Linked DNA regions of Mus musculus: region 2 is linked to region 1. A link is a loop called in an ENCODE intact Hi-C map of the cell type or tissue named here. Cell type or tissue: heart. All regions are shown on one strand.

What was found. A loop is a pair of places that touch in the nucleus more often than their neighbours do. Peaks named below come from ENCODE experiments on the same cell type or tissue, not always from the same donor. Only the 100,000 strongest peaks of a DNase experiment are listed, where the experiment ranks them.
Region 2: a loop joins it to region 1, with 28 times the contacts of the local background. A loop is called at or near these places in 29 of 42 quality-filtered maps.

What each region holds. Positions count from the first base shown.
Region 1 is chr4:145,555,397-145,563,396 of GRCm38, reverse strand. It overlaps the pseudogene Gm21978. Among named protein-coding and RNA genes, the nearest start is that of Gm13212, 26 kb to the left of the region's middle. In heart, no CTCF peak of the experiment used is centred here; no DNase peak of the experiment used is centred here.
Region 2 is chr4:147,514,563-147,522,562 of GRCm38, reverse strand. It overlaps Zfp982 (zinc finger protein 982), which reads right to left. Exons shown (of 5, transcript NM_001371348.1): 5 at 6,499-8,000. It also overlaps the pseudogene Vmn2r-ps20. Among named protein-coding and RNA genes, the nearest start is that of Zfp985, 35 kb to the left of the region's middle. In heart, no CTCF peak of the experiment used is centred here; a DNase peak (open chromatin) is centred at 3,382.

The sequences.
Region 1 (8,000 bases):
ATACTACACTGTTTGTTCATAAATAGTTTCCTGATTGTTCACTGTAATACTCTATGTACACCCATGCATATCAGCATAAGCTGGGGAAAGAAGACTCGAGGTTTACCCAGGTCTCATTAGACTATTGCTAGGAAGTCAACTCTTTTTATGATTATAATGAGTTCCAGGATTCTCATGTAACCTCCAGGGTTGTGATGACTGTGAGAGGTTAAAATGGATTCTAGCTAAGCATGGAAGTGAGAGCTCAGAAGCACAAGCCCAGACCTGGGGGTCTGGCTTTAAAGAACAGGGTTCTGTGCTCATGGACACCTTTCAAATGGCAGGGCTACTTGTTTACCATTGTGGTGACTTTTAGTTTTTCCCATATTGTACTTATGCCAAAAAATATGTCACAAGTTAATTGATTCTTCATATGTGAATATGATTAAATAAACATACTTTAATGTGAATAGATTAAATAAACATACTGGTGATTCATAATGCATCTGAGTTGAGTTAAGGAAAGAAATGAAAGCCTTTCCCTCAGAGCATTTAACTAAGTGTGAGTCCAAAGTTGAATTCTCTACTTCATGTTCCCTTGTGCCTTCTATCCTTTGTGTGTCTGTTCAGTTAGTTTAAATCTTTAACTTCCTGAAGGCTGCCTCATGCATCTCTCCCTTTCTATCTGCCTTTTGTCTCCATGTGTAAGGTAGAAAATTTAAGTTTGACCCCCTAGACCAAGTTGGAGCCAAGAAAGAAAAATAGGTGGTCCCTGAAGCACCCTGTTCTGAGAATGGCTGACGACAGAACAGGTAATTACACAAGCCGGTTCAGTAATCTTCTTCCAGGACCTGACTGAACACAAAAGTTAGATTAAAATCTTGAGAACCTCAATACCCGTGGAGAATCCATGCAGGCCAGAAGAGGAAATTGTGACCCAAAGGTTGGAATGTCACTTTGATGTATACTAGTCTGACCTAAAATGTAGAGGAATACACCTGCCACAGTGTTCTCATTGCTGGGATTATGTCAGCAGCACTTGCATGTTTTATGTCTATGAAGTCAAACAATGTAATCACACTCTGTATATCTCAACAACATAATTTATATTCTAGAAAACATCTTTTGATTGTCTTTCCATTTACACTAACACAATATTAACATCCTAAGAACTAGAAACAACCATAAAATATATTTTTTCGGTAAAGGGCAAAAGGAAATTGTGGTCAAAAATAAGCTCTAGGGTAACCAGGAATGTAAAACCACAGGGTTTTCTCAGCAGTGCAAGAAAAAGTACACTTTTTTTTTTTTTAAACCAGAAGTGAAGGAATGGATATAGTAAGCAGGTTGATGACCTGTGGTAGATGTAGTGCCAGACCACACCTGAAAGTCCCAGACTATTAAATTATCCCAGATAATCATCCTAGGTCATTGTTTCTCCATGAGTACAAACCATCATTGGGGGACATAGGACATGTACCTTACAGCTTGGTGTCCTCTACACTGTATGCCTTATTCCTCCTCTAGGCCCTTATTTTTAGAATCCAACTTTAAGAAAGAAACACCTGTACTTTGCAAAAGACTTTTGAGGTAGCCACACCTTCATCTTCACTGTGCACAGATGATTGAGACAATTATTACCAAGAAATTTCATTTCGAAATTATACTGTGCTTACTTGTTCCTAAAATAAACCATCCTGAGATCAGAATCTTGAAGCTTCAGTCAGCATTGGCCACTGAGTCTACAGGGAAAACTTATAGTTTACATCCCAGTTTTAATAATTCAGAAACTCCTTATTTTACTCAAACTCAGAACATAAAACCCTAGCAATATTCAACCAGATATATTTCCAATCCTGAAAATCCTTTCCTCCCCATTCCCCCCCCAAAATAAAACCCTTTGAAAAGCCTGCCTCCCACTCATTTCTCTTCTGCTTCTCACCTGAGCAGAGGCAGTCTCCCTCCAGTGTTATCCCATTAAATCTCTGTGTGTGGTTAAATGTTCCATGGGGCATTGTGGTATATCATGACTTCTGACTGCCAGAAGACCTTTTACTTCAGAGCTGTTCGTATATTCACTGGGATAGATTTTCCCTGAGTGCTGCAAGAATTTCATCGGCAATAACCCACAACACATCCACAAACAGTGCTGAAATACTTATAGAGTGGTATTGAACTAGATTTCTTTTGGTCTCATGGATTGTTATTCTACCAGACCTAGGGTTTGCAGAGACCGCCATGCTTGTATCACTTAACCAGTAAACATCAATCATAGTCTTTCATTCTGACTAATAAACTCAGTTTTGAGCACAAAATTTCTTCCCCTTTGAAATTTTAGCTTTTTGATGTTTTTCATTTATAATGACCCATAGAGAATATACTTTATCAGCAGCCAGCAAAATGTTTCACAGAAAAATGCAGAAAAGACCAGAAATTTGAGAATAGAATTTGTGAGATACAAGTACTAATGCCTACACATGAAATATTAATGATGATGTTCATGGTGTGAATAAATTTCAGTAAAAGAACACTCTGAAATTGAGAACCACGGTCAATTTGGCCAAAAGTTTGGGAAAAAATATCCTAGTCTATGCACCTACGAACATGGTTTGCTTCACTATAAAACTGACTGAGTGTGAATGGCCTGTGAATATCATGGAGCCAAAGAAAGAGAAGATGAGTGAAATGCACAGAATGTAGGTGAGAGTGTGGTTACTGGTTTTCCAAATGGAAGGTGCTGGGTGATTCACAAAAATCCCAAGAATCAGACCTCTGAAGGCAGGGAAACATAGATTTCACAGGTAATAGCCATTCTCAAATGGTCTCCATAGGCCAGAGATGTCACAGGTGTATCGACTCAGTAGTAATCTATGCTCTGTGATGGTGTACCAGGCCTCTGAACACTTCACACACTAATATACATGCCATAGAGAAAAGAAAGTATCATCACAGGGAGTGGTGGCCCATGCCTGTAATCCCAACACTTGGGAGGCAGAGGCAGGTGAATTTCTGAGTTCAAGGTCAACCTGGTCTACAGAGTGAGTTCCAGGATTGCCAAGGCTACATAGAGAAACCCTATCTCAAAAAAACAAACAACAACAAAAAAACCAAAAACAAAACAGAAAAAAAGAAGGAGGAGGAGGAAGAGCAGCAGCAGCAGCAGGAGGAGGAGGAGGAGAAAAGTATCATCATTGTAGCTTCCACAGTCACAGGACCCTTTCAGACACAGGTGGGAGATGCTTTTCAACATCCACATCCTTTGCAGCTGAGGGTGTAACTGAAGTCACTGTGGTACAGCAACAATTCTAATTCAAAATGTCCATCCTCTTCACTGATTAAAAACTAAAGACGTATATGTATAAATTTTATTTACCTATGTGTAAATGTTGCTATGTTATTAATGTTGCTAGAAAAACACATTTCTTTGAATATTTTGGATAATTGAATGGGGTATGCCTTCCAGTCAATCACAGTTCTACTGACTCTGGAAGACGAATAGCTCATTGCTGTCAAAGTAGAACACCTGAAGATCTATGGCCTGTTTGAAAAGATTTGCCAAAACTGTCTGGTCAATATACCAAGCCAGCTCACGAGAACCTGGGGCAGAAAGTGGACATTTTTGTGTCAGGACATCTGGACATACAGAAGTGTAATCTTGCAATAAACAAAAATTAGTTGTGAAATGGGGTGAGGCAGAGCATGGTTCAGATAGACAGGTTGAAAGCAGGAAGAGGGAGGATTAATTGTTGGGTGGTGGACCACAAACTAATTCAGAGCACCCATAGAAAAGAATCCATAAGATCCTGGCAGCCCAGGAAAAATAATCTATGTCAGCTTCCTGTGCAGAACATGAAAGCCAGGATCCTCCAGCACCATCACAAGACACTTGCTAAGAAGGTGTGTGACTGCTTTTGAAAGCTCAGTTTAATGAAGAATGGATTCCTGTTTCCTATCGATATAATTTCAGTGGAGCACAGGCCGTATGCTAGCCAGTCAGGACAGGAAGGATCAATGGGAACAGGTGTTTGAGATCTGGTCTTGATACTGTTGCTAGTATTAGAGACTGTGATGTACAGTAGCTAACATCAGTAGTGATAAGGTTGTTGTGACATTTGTGTGGTTACGGAGTTTAACAATTTCCTTTCCCCTTTCATAGGTACCATTGGATACCTGGAGGGAGTGAAGAATCTGAGACACGGGGAAAGCCCTGCAGCTGTTGTTCTAGCATTCCCACAGCAACTGAGGCAACTTACTCTAGATGTGGAACTCAGTTCTGACTTCTCTGTTTTTAGAGAGACAGCTGATAATTTATATCAGCTGTTCATTACTTTGATGAAAGATAGATAGATAAATAGATAGATAGATAGATAGATAGATAGATAGATATTCATCCATATTAAAATGTTCAGACAAATAGATGTACCTAGAAAAAAATTATCTATGAAGGTAAGCCAGACACAGGTGGAGAAATATGGAATATATTCACTTATGTGTGGATATTAGCCAATGCTAAAATAATGAACTGGATAAGCCCATTGTATTTAGAGATATTAAGTATAGAAGAGTTGACTTCAGAGCACACAGTGGCACACAGTGGCACACAGATTCCCTGGTGCAGGTAAATAAAATAGATTTCATGGATCGACTGGAGGCAGATGGAGATGTGAATGGGAAAATGAGGTAGAAAGTAGGAGGGAAGTTAAGGTTGAAGAAGAAAATGCTGAGAGACAGTTGGAAATTAGAGGGGTATTTGAGTGATGATATGGAAGCCTATAGTGGTATATACTTCCTAAATGCTATAAAGACAATCAATATTCAGTGACCTACTAATGGGGGTGAAGCAGTCCCAACTGACATGGTATTTGCTTCAAATGAGCTTTCTAGTACACTACCTGAGTTTTATTCAATTGAGTTGTTGGCTAAGTGGGTCCCTTAGATCCCTAAGCAACCTAGGCAGTTGCTAAGATAACTCTTTGCTCTGTTAAAATTGAGAGCAGTTCTCTATTACCAAGCATATCATTCAGAGAACTCACTGGACACAGAGAAGGTGAACCTTCCTGCCTATATAATATTTTCTTTGGTATGTGAAGTTGCTAAACAGGCTAACAAAAGAGAAATGTGAAAAGCAACCTAGCCTCAAAACCTTTGGCTAAAATCTTGTCTACCTGCCAGATATGCTAGGGGAATGATGGCACAAACCATGTAAGAAAAGCTAACCAATGTCTCTTTTGACGTAAATCCTACTCTGTAAGCTGAAACTCATAACCAATTCTGCATGAGTAGCTAGGAACCACACAGTAGATAAAATAAACACCCAGGGGAAAAACAAACACTACCACTCAAGGAAAAATATCAACGATGTGATCCCCAATGATATTCTGTTATACTCAAGACCAGTGTCTTATTCTGTCACCATCCAAGAAGCTTCCTCCTGCATCAGACAGGAAGAGATGCAGAAACCTACCCACAGATGTTAAGTAAAGACAAGAGTCCTTGTCACAGACCTTTAAATCAAACCTACCCCAAAATAGGTCAGGCAACTGCATGTGAGAAAGAATGAAATAGCCAGATGTGTTAGAGGACCCAAGGAGAAAAGGCTATCTGAATCAAATGAACCAGGTTCATGTGAATTTACAGAGAAAAAAGCAATAAACACAGGGCCTGTATAGGTTTGTGCCTGGTCCTCTGGCATATATTATAACCTCTAAGCACCACCAGCCCAAGAAACAGGTAACTTCTTGGAATGCTGCAGGTTGCAAGTCTTAGGAAAATGATAAATCCTCATAGCCTATACAACCCCCTGTAGCATGTGACCCAAGTCCATCTCTTAGTCAGGATGTAATATCTAATAAAGCTTACCCACATGGTGGAATTCATTTTTCTCTGGCGATTCTCTGGTTTAACAGAACCAACAATATATCTTCTCTTCAGCCATACTTTGCAGCAATCTTGTCTTTGTTTTTCATTCAAACCTAAGGTGTAACATTAATACTTAATCCTATGAAGACACATTTTGAATGCTGTATTTACATCAAAACCTGCATATACCTCAGTGTAAAATTAATGGAGATTGTAACTTTACTCAGTAAATGTTAATATTTACAGCCATTTGATGGTGCTTTATAACCTACATTTTCTAATTCGGTGAAATCTGCAATGGTCCCTCATATAACTAATATCTACAAAGCTCTTTTGGAATGTCTATTCAGTCCCCTGTTAAAAGGGAAATGAAGTAGCAAACAGAGAAACAGGGGAGTTAAGAAACATGGGAGAATTTGAGTTCAAGGAGCTTTATTGAGGCTTTATCAAAGAGAACTCCTGTGTACAAACTACAGAGGCTGCCAAGGATCGAAGAGGTTATTTAGAAAAATATTCTGGCAAGTATACAATTAATTCAAGCATCACCAAAACCCCCAGGTTCATAGAATCTCAAACTTCCTAAAAATGGTAAGATACCCACAACAGAATTGTGAGTGTGGCAGGAGAAACTGCACCCCTGCTCCACACCCCTGCTCTGCTCCTGCCCATTTCCCATCCCAACAGCTCCACTGACCTTGAAGGTGAAAGCTGCTGAATGTTCTGGGAGTAAGGCACAGCAGCTGCAGCTTAAGGAGGTACCTCAAATACTCTCCCAATACAACTTCCTGAACACTAGGCATCTGAGATACATTGTCTTTTAAATATGAAGGACAAGCCCCCTTTTAAAACCTGTGGAACAGATATTTTACAATTTTCAGAACCCCAACTTTCAGAATTACAAGTCTTACTTCAGATTAGAAATTATCTTTTCTCTACTGGACATGTGCAAGGTCATTCTGTGCTTCCTGATCAGATATATGAAGGTAAGGATTAGTTTAATTTCTTTTTTTTGGGGGGGGGGGTTTCAAGACAGGGTTTCTCTGTATAGCCCTGGCTGTCCTGGAACTCACTCTGTAGACGAGGCTGGCCTCAAACTCAGAAATCCACCTGCCTCTGCCTCCCTAGTGCTGGGATTAAAGGCGTGCGCCACCATGCCTGGCTTAGTTTAATTTCTTAACAAAAGCTTGTTGCTTTTCCTATGAAGATAACATAGCAAGATCTTACATTACAAATCACCACTGCACTCAGAAAACTGCTCCTGCATTCCTGCAAATCTGTTAGCTCAGCTTGGGTATTTAACCCCTGATGAGCCTATATCCCTGGGATTTAAAACAGACAAATGTTACACATGTCCTGTCTTTGGGAAAGTTTGCTTTTATTCCTGTATGTATATATGCTGAATTCTCATTGTTATTTATACCTTTGCCTAACCTGGGGAAACCTTCAAAGATATGATACAGTATTTGTTTTATTAGTTTATAATGCCAAGGCCTCAAAATCAGAAAATACTTAAAAGGCATATTAAACTTAAAAGGCGTATTAAAATTGGTGTTTGACTCTTAGTTTCTCATATTCCACTGACATCTCCTATAATTCACAGGGACAGGCTATTGTAGAATGAGCTCATCAAACCTTAAAAGATATAGACATCTAAATTACAAAGTAGGGCTGGTGAGATGGCTCAGTGGGTAAGAGCACCCGACTGCTCTTCCGAAGGTCTGGAGTTCAAATCCCAGCAACCACATAGTGGCTCACAACCATCTGTAACAAGATCTGATGCCCTCTTCTGGAGTGTCTGAAGACAGCTACAGTGTACTTACATATAATAAATAAATAAATCTTTTTAAAAAAGTAAAATTATAATTATTGATCTCCTTATAATACTTTATATAACAATAAATAAGTCAATTTTTTAAACTTTTCTAGCCCCTAATAAAATAAAGACCTATTAACAGGATAATAAAAATGACTGATGTTTTTCTGGGAGAAGATCTGTTTATATATTTACAGGACTCTGCAGAGAATTTGTATGTACATGAAGAACAACTTGTCCTCAAGGAGATTAAAATCACAACTTAATATTCAGTGAAAACCTATACATCAAAATTAGGATAAAGTAAAGTTTAAAGTATGAAATAAAAATATAAGCAGAAAAAAAATCT
Region 2 (8,000 bases), 2.0 Mb before region 1:
CCCCCCCCCAAATAAAACCCTTTGAGAAGCCTGCCTCTCACTTATTTCTCTTCTGCTTCTCACCTGAGCAGAGGCAGCCTCCCTCCAGTGTTATCCCATTAAACCTCTGTGTGTGGTTAAATGTTCCATGGGGCATTGTGGTATATCATGACTTCTGACTGCCAGGAGACCTTTTACTTCAGAGCTATTCACATATTCACTGGGATGGATTTATCCCTGAGTGCTGCAAGAATTTCATTGACAATAACTCACAACACACCCACAACTAGTGCTGAAATACTTATAGAGTGGTATTGAACATAGATTTCTTTTGGTCTCATGGATTGTTATTCTACCAGACCTAGGGTTTGCAGAGACCGCCATGCTTGTATCACTTAACCAGTAAACATCAATCATAGTCTTTCACTGTGACAAATGAACTCAGTTTTGAGCACAAACTTTCTTCTCCTTTGAATTTTTAGCTTTTTGATGTTTTTCATTTTTAATGATCCATAGAGGATATACTTTATCAGCAGCCAGGAAAATGTTTCACAGAAAAATGAGAAAAGACCAGAAATTTGAAAATAGAATTTGTGAGATACAAGTACTAATGCCTACACATGAAATATTAATGATGATGTTCATAGTGTGAATAAATTTCAGTAAAAGAACACTCTGAAATTGAGAACCATGATCAATTTGGCCAAAAGTTTGGGAAAAAATATCCTAGTCTATGCACCTACAAACATGGTTTGCTTCGCTATAAAACTGACTGAGTGTGAATGGCCTGTGAATATCATGGAGCCAAAGAAAGAGAAGATGAGGGAAATGCACAGAATGTAGGTGAGAGTGTGGTTACTGGTTTTCCAAATGGAAGGTGCTGGGTGATTCACAAAAATCCCAAGAATCAGACCTCTGAAGGCAGGGAAACAGATTTCACAGGTAATGGCCATTCTCAAATGGTCTCCCTAGGCCAGAGATGTCACAGGTGTATGGACGCTTTAGTAATCTATGCTCTGTGATGGTGTACCAGGCCTCTGGACACTTCACACACTAATACACAAGAAAGTATCATCACTGGGAGTGGTGGCCCACGCCTGTAATCCCAACACTTGGGAGGCAGAGGCAGGGGAATTTCTGAGTTCAAGGCCAACCTGGTCTACAGAGTGAGTTCCAGGATTGCCAAGGCTACACAGAGAAACCCTGTCTCAAAAAGAAAACAAAAACAAAAACAAAAAAAAAAAACAAAAAAAAAACAAACGAAAAAAAATGGAGGAGGAGGAGGCAGCAGCAGCAGAAGGAGGTGGAGGAGGAAGAGCAGCAGCAGCAGCAGCAGCAGCAGCAGCAGCAGCAGCAGGAGGAGGAGGAGGAGGAGGAGGAGGAGGAGGAGGAGGAGGAGGAGGAAAGTATCATCATTGTAGCTTCCATAGTCACAGGACACTTTCAGACACAGGTGGGAGATGCTTTTCACCATCCACATCCTTTGCAGCTGAGGATGTAACTGAAGTCACTGTGGTACAGCAACAACTGTAATTCAAAATGTCCATCCTCTTCACTGATTAAAAACTAAGAAATGTATATGTTTACATTTTATTTACCTATGTGTAAATGTTGCTGTGTTATTAATGTTGCTAGAAAAACACATTTCTTTGAATATTTTGGATAATTGAATGGGGTATTCCTTTCAGTCAATCACAGTTCTACTGACTCTGGAAGACAGCTCATTGCTCTCACAGTAGAACACCTGAAGATCTATGGCCTATTTGAAAAGTTTTGCCAAAACTGTCTGGTCAATATACCAAGCCAGTTCACGAGAAGCCGGGGCAGAAAGTGGATAATTTTGTGTCAGGACATCTGGACAAACAGAAGTGTAATCTTGCAATGAACAAGAATTAGTTGTGAAATGGGGTGAGGCAGAGCATGGTTCAGATAGACAGGTTGGAAGCAGGAAGGGAGAGGATTAATTCTCTGGTGGTGGAACACAAACTACTCATCTTCAGGGCACCCATAGAAAGGAATCCATAAGATCCTGGCAGCCCAGGAAAAATAACCTATGTCAGCTTCCTGTGCAGAACATGAAAGCCAAGATCCTCCAGCACCATCACAAGACACTTCCTAAGAAGGTGTGTGACTGCTTTAGAAAGCTCAGTTTAATGAGGAATGGATTCCTGTTTCCTATCCATATAATTTCAGTGGAGCACAGGCTGTATGCTAGCCAGTCAGGATAGGAAGGATCAATGGGGACAGGTGTTTGAGAACTGGTCTTGATACTGTTGCTAGTATTAGAGGCTGTGATGTACAGCAGCTAACATCAGTAGTGGTAGCTACTGTGACCTTTCTGTGTGACCTTTCTGTGGTTAGGGAGTTTAACAATTTCCTTTCCCCTTCCATAGGTACCATTGGATACCTGGAGGGAGTGAAGAATCTGAGACACAAGGAAAGCCCTGCAGTAGTTCTAGCATTCCCACAGCAACTGAGGCCACTTACTCTAGATGTGGAACTCAGTTCTGACTTCTCTGTTTTTAGAGAGACAACCGCTAATTTATAGTAGTTGTTCATTATTTTGATGATAGATAGATAGATAGATAGATAGATAGATAGATAGATAGATAGATAGATATTCACATTAAAATGTTCAGGCAAATAGATGTACCTAGAAAAAATTATCTACTAAGGTAAACCAGACACAGGTGGAGAAATATGGAATATATTCACTTATGTGTGGATATTAGCCAATGCTAAAATAATGAACTTGATATTCATAGGCCCATTGTATTCAGAGATATTAAGTATAGAAGAGTTGACTTCAGAGCACACAGTGGCACCCAGATTCCCTGGTGGAAGTAAATAAAATAGATTCCATGGATGAACTGGAGACAGATGGGAATGTGACTGGGAAAATGAGGTAGAGAGTGGTAGGGAAGTTAAGGTTGAAGGAGAAAATGCTGAGAGACAGTTGGAATTGAGAGGGACATTTGAGTGATGATATGGAAACCTACAGTGGTACATACTTCTTAAATGCTATAAAGACAATCGAAATTCAGTAACGTACAAATGGGGGTGAATAAGTCCCAACTGACCTGGTATTTCCTTCAAATGAGCTTTCTAGTACACTACCTGGGTTTTATTTGAGTTTTTGGCTAAGTGGGTCCCTTGGATCCACAAGCAATCTAGACGCTTGCTAAGATAACTCTTTGTTCTGTAGAAATTGAAAGCAGTTCTCCATTACCAAGCATGCCATCCAGAGAACTCATTGGACATGGAGAAGTTGAACCTTCCTGACTATATAATATTGTCTTTGTTATGAGAAGTTACTAAACAGGCTAACAAAAGAGAAATGTGAAAATCAACTTAGCTGCCTTCCAAGTGCTGGGATTAAAGGCATGTGTCACCACTGCCCGGCTCAAAAAAGAATTTGTATTGAAGAGAAGTACTACAAATATAAGCAATGTTGTTAGCACCAGGTGCATCTGTCTTTACAGTCAGGTTTTCAACCCAGTGAAGAGGCTCCTCATCTCTAGGCAACAGGACTGCTCCTGCATCTGTTGTCATGGCACCCACCATGGCATCACTCCCCTTTCACGTGCTTCCCATCCTCCTGTACTGAATAAAAGAGTCCCACAGCCCCTCAAATTGCTAAAATATTGTTTAAGATTGTTTAAGATTCAATCAAAACTCCAGTGGTTCGTATGGGACTAATATCTAAAAAGCTCCCAGTGGATATATAATCTCCAATGGCAAAGAATCTGACTAGCACAGTGATTAAAAAGCAGAGTTAAAAACCATGGATGGATGTGAATTGTATCAGCTTTGAACCTGCCACCAGAGAAATATAGCCATGTTTGCAACCAACAAGCCCATCCTCTAAGAAATTATTACGTAAGAATCCAGGCAACAATAAGATGAATAAAAAAAAATCAGGATACGCCACACTTACATGGTCAGCAATTTACCAACACAGTTATGAAATGCACAATAGTTTGAGGATCAGTGCTCTTATGAGCAGCCGAGTAAGGGATTTCAATCATGCTCCAGTGCCTGTCTGTCCACTAGCCTAGCAGCTTCTGTGACCTTGGAGTGTCCAAGTCTTCTGGTTTGCAGTTCCTGCCACTGCTCTGGTGACTGAAAATTTCCACAAGACTTAACTTGGGGACAACTGCAGAGGAAGGGAATTTTCACATGGCTGTGTAGACCCCAGGCAGTGTTCTCTAGTCCTAGTTCCACACCATGCAGCTCCAAACTCCTACTGACAGGGATGGGCTGCTGATCCCACTCTTTTCCTTCAGACCCTCAGTCCTTCTTCTGAGTTCTCCTGTAACAAAATCAATTTCAACCAAGGAATAACTCTTTCTACCTACTCCATGTGTTTCCCATCCTCAGGCTGTCCCATTAGTTGTCCTGAAGAGAAGTTTCCTTTCCCTGGAAGGTACTGACATAGACCTAGTGGGTTCCTTAAAATCTAGCCACTGGAAGATCTAGAAATGCCCATCAGGCTCATATGCTTATTAAGCATTTTACAGTGCTCTTCCACAAATAGTTAATGTTCCAAATCCAGTGAGCTTCAGCCTCCATGTTTTTTAAACATGATATGGTTAATTTACCTGAGCCAAGTATTTGCATCTTTATCAATATACACATGCTGTCTTCCACATAATTCAGTGAGTCTACTTGGACCTATTTTGTCAACCATCACCATATGCTTGCTGTACCATAGACAAGAAGTGTGTGTATAAATGGTTATAGAATGAAGACAATCATTGTGTGAGGGGTACAAGGTAAGATGTTCTTCATTGTGCATTTCTAGAAAATTTTCCATGAACCTGAAAGTAACTTCTGATTTGATTCATGATCTTTCAGTCATTAAGCAGTGAGGCCTAAATCCACTGATCATGTGCAATGAGACTCAAGAGAGACTGTCTACCTGGTTGCAAATTTCCAGACTGTTAAGAGCTCCTCAAGCTACCTAATTTTCATTTGCCTGGTGTGTGAGTTTTAACATCCCTGATGAAGCAATTGGCAGAAAATATCTATGATCATTTGAAATCAAGGGCCACTATTGCTTCTTCTCGTACTTAGGTTCTACCAATGAGGTCCTGTTTCATCAAATTCCAATATTGAGACCAATGAAATGTTATCTTTCAGTAGTTGGACCATTTCCTTGTGTTTTCTTTTTGTTGTTTTCTAGTTTTTTGTGGGTTTTGTGTTTGTTTGTTTGTTATTGTTTTTTGTTTGTTTGTTTGTTTGTTTTGAGGCAGGGTTTCTCTGTATAGTCTTGGCTGTACTGGAACTCACACTGTAGACCAGGCTGGCCTTCAACTCAGAAATTTGCCTGCTTCTGCCTCCCAAGTGCTGGGATTAAAGGCATGCACCCCCACAACCTGTTTTTTTTTTTTTTTTAAATCAAGGAAAATATATGGAGTGATATGGATTTGTTCATTCTACCATTCAATTTTTTTCTTTGATCCTAATTTACTGAAACTTCCTGAATTTAAGATAAATATTCTAATATAATACTTGAACTTGGAGTAATATTACGTTTTCCAGTACTTCCAAATGTATTTCCAGGATGGTTGGATTTCTAAACTGTGCATGAGTATGCACCTCATCTACTCTAAAAAGGATTTTTCTCTAAGATTTACAGATTCATATTTGTATGAATAAACTCATACATGAAATTAAGATGAAGATAATACCTTAGTAGTATTATCTTCATATCAGGCTACAGAGAAACCCTTTCTCAAAAAAAAAAAAAAACCCACACACAAGAAAAGAATGGAAATCTATTTCATTCCTTACAGTAGAGTGGAGTATTAAGGCACAAGAGAACCAGACACCAAAATGTTTTGTAATATGTGTCAACGGTCGGTCAGCATTTTTCTGAGACTTATAGGACTTTTGTTCAATAAATGGGTATTAATGACTTCAGAACCATGCAGAGACACAGCAAAGTCTGGATAGCTATCCTTGAAATCTATGAAGCCATATTTTCATTCATTTTTGTAGGTTTTTCTCTCATACTTCCTTGAATTCAAGAGAGAGTAGTAGACTTCTTGCTGAGGCTCTGACAGCTTCTACATATTTTCGGTTTTGAGCCTTTTTATCTTCACCTAGTAATACTTGCCTGGAGCACTAAGCTGAATCTTACCTATTTCAGTTAACACAAATCACCATATGTAAAACAGTGTTTCTAACTTTTTTAATGCTAAACACTGACATAGAATTCTAATTATTTTTAGCAGGGCAAACTACCCTGCAGTTCAATGAATGATTTCGCAGTTTTAAGACAATTGGAAATATGTGTTTCCCTGTACTTTTAAGCAATAACTGTGACAGGGTCGTTACATCCCAAAGGGATTGTTATCCACCAGTTGAAAATCACTACTATTAACTTTATGATACAGGTTTGCAAAAATTTCATGACTTCTGCATATGTTTTATGTGAGGCATTTCCTGGGAAGATGCAACATATATTCATCTGAGTATCCCAAGGGCAAGTTGAAAACAACCAAAGCAACCTTGTAGAATCTTTCAGCTTTATTGGAGTTAGTTACAGGACAATAGGAAAGGAGTTGTTGAGCAGATCACAAGAGACTCGGAGTCACTTGTTATCCTATAATGTGAAACAAGTATTTGAGAAGAATTATGATTACTGGATACTCGAAGCACACTTCACATCTGCAAGCATATTTATAGAATAAAGAATATGCTGTCTGGGTAGCTCAGTTTGCCAGATAATCTTTTAAGTATATTTTTATCTTAATTGGTTCATTTTAATTAAATATACAGAATGTTACCAGTTTTATTAGATATTTTGAGGATTGTATTAAAGACCTTAAATAGTTTCCTTTTGAAATGGATTATTTCTGTCTTAAAGAAAGTGTTACACAATACTATCTTCTGACTTCCCAGCTTGTCTTCATCTTGCCACATTTGAGGGTGAACAAATAAAAAGGTGTCATGAAAAGCTTTCTACAACTGGGCGTGGTGGCACATGTCTTTAATCCAAGCACTCGGGAGAGAGAGGCAGGCGGATTACTGAGTTCGAGGCCAGCCTGGTCTACAGGATGGCCATGGATATACAGAGAAACCCTGTCTCTAAAAACCAACCCCCCCCCAAAAAAAAGAAAGAAAGAAAGAAAGAAAGAAAGAAAGAAAGAAAGAAAGGCTTGCTACATTTTTTCAAATTGTCAGAGTCGACATTATTTAAGATTTGAACATTGCATGAAAATTTTCAAAAGATTCTCATAATTATACTAATTCTCTAGTGTGGAGCCTTGAGTATTGCCAAGAATATGCCATGAATAAAACATATGCCACCTTTTTCTCAACAGAAATACTTTCCCTTAAAAAGTTCTTAGATGTTTTCTCTGACTAAAATGAATTCAAAGATATTTCTTCATACAATACATGCGTTAAGTTTCTAGCTTATTAGCATTCACAGTTACATTCTAGGAAATAGGCAAAAATAAAGAATTCATACCTTCGATATATTTGAAAAGTTCCTCTTCTGTAAGTATTCTCTAGTGAATTTTAAGATGCTGTATCTTGGTAAAGAATTGTCTCATTCACTTCATTTATAAAGATTCTCTACTGTATGAAATAACTGATGATTTCTCAGACTGACATTGTGAGTATTGTATTTGTCACATACAAACTATTTGTAAGGTTCCTCTCCTGTATGAATTCTCTGATAAATACTAAGATGGGATTTGTGATTAAAACATTTGTCACCTTCACTACATTTGAAAGTTTCTCTCCTGTATGAATTTTCTGATGCCTTCTCAGACTGCCTTTGTCAGTAAAACATTTTTCACATTCACTACACTTGTAAGGTTTCTCTCCTGTATGAATTCTCTGATGAATACTAAGTTGGAATTTTTGGGTAAAGCATTTGTCACATTCACTACATTTGTAAGGTTTCTCTCCTGTATGAATTTTCTGATGCCTTCTCAAATTGCCTTTTTCAGTAAAGCATTTGTCACATTCACTGCATTTGTAAGGTTTCTCTCCTGTATGAATTC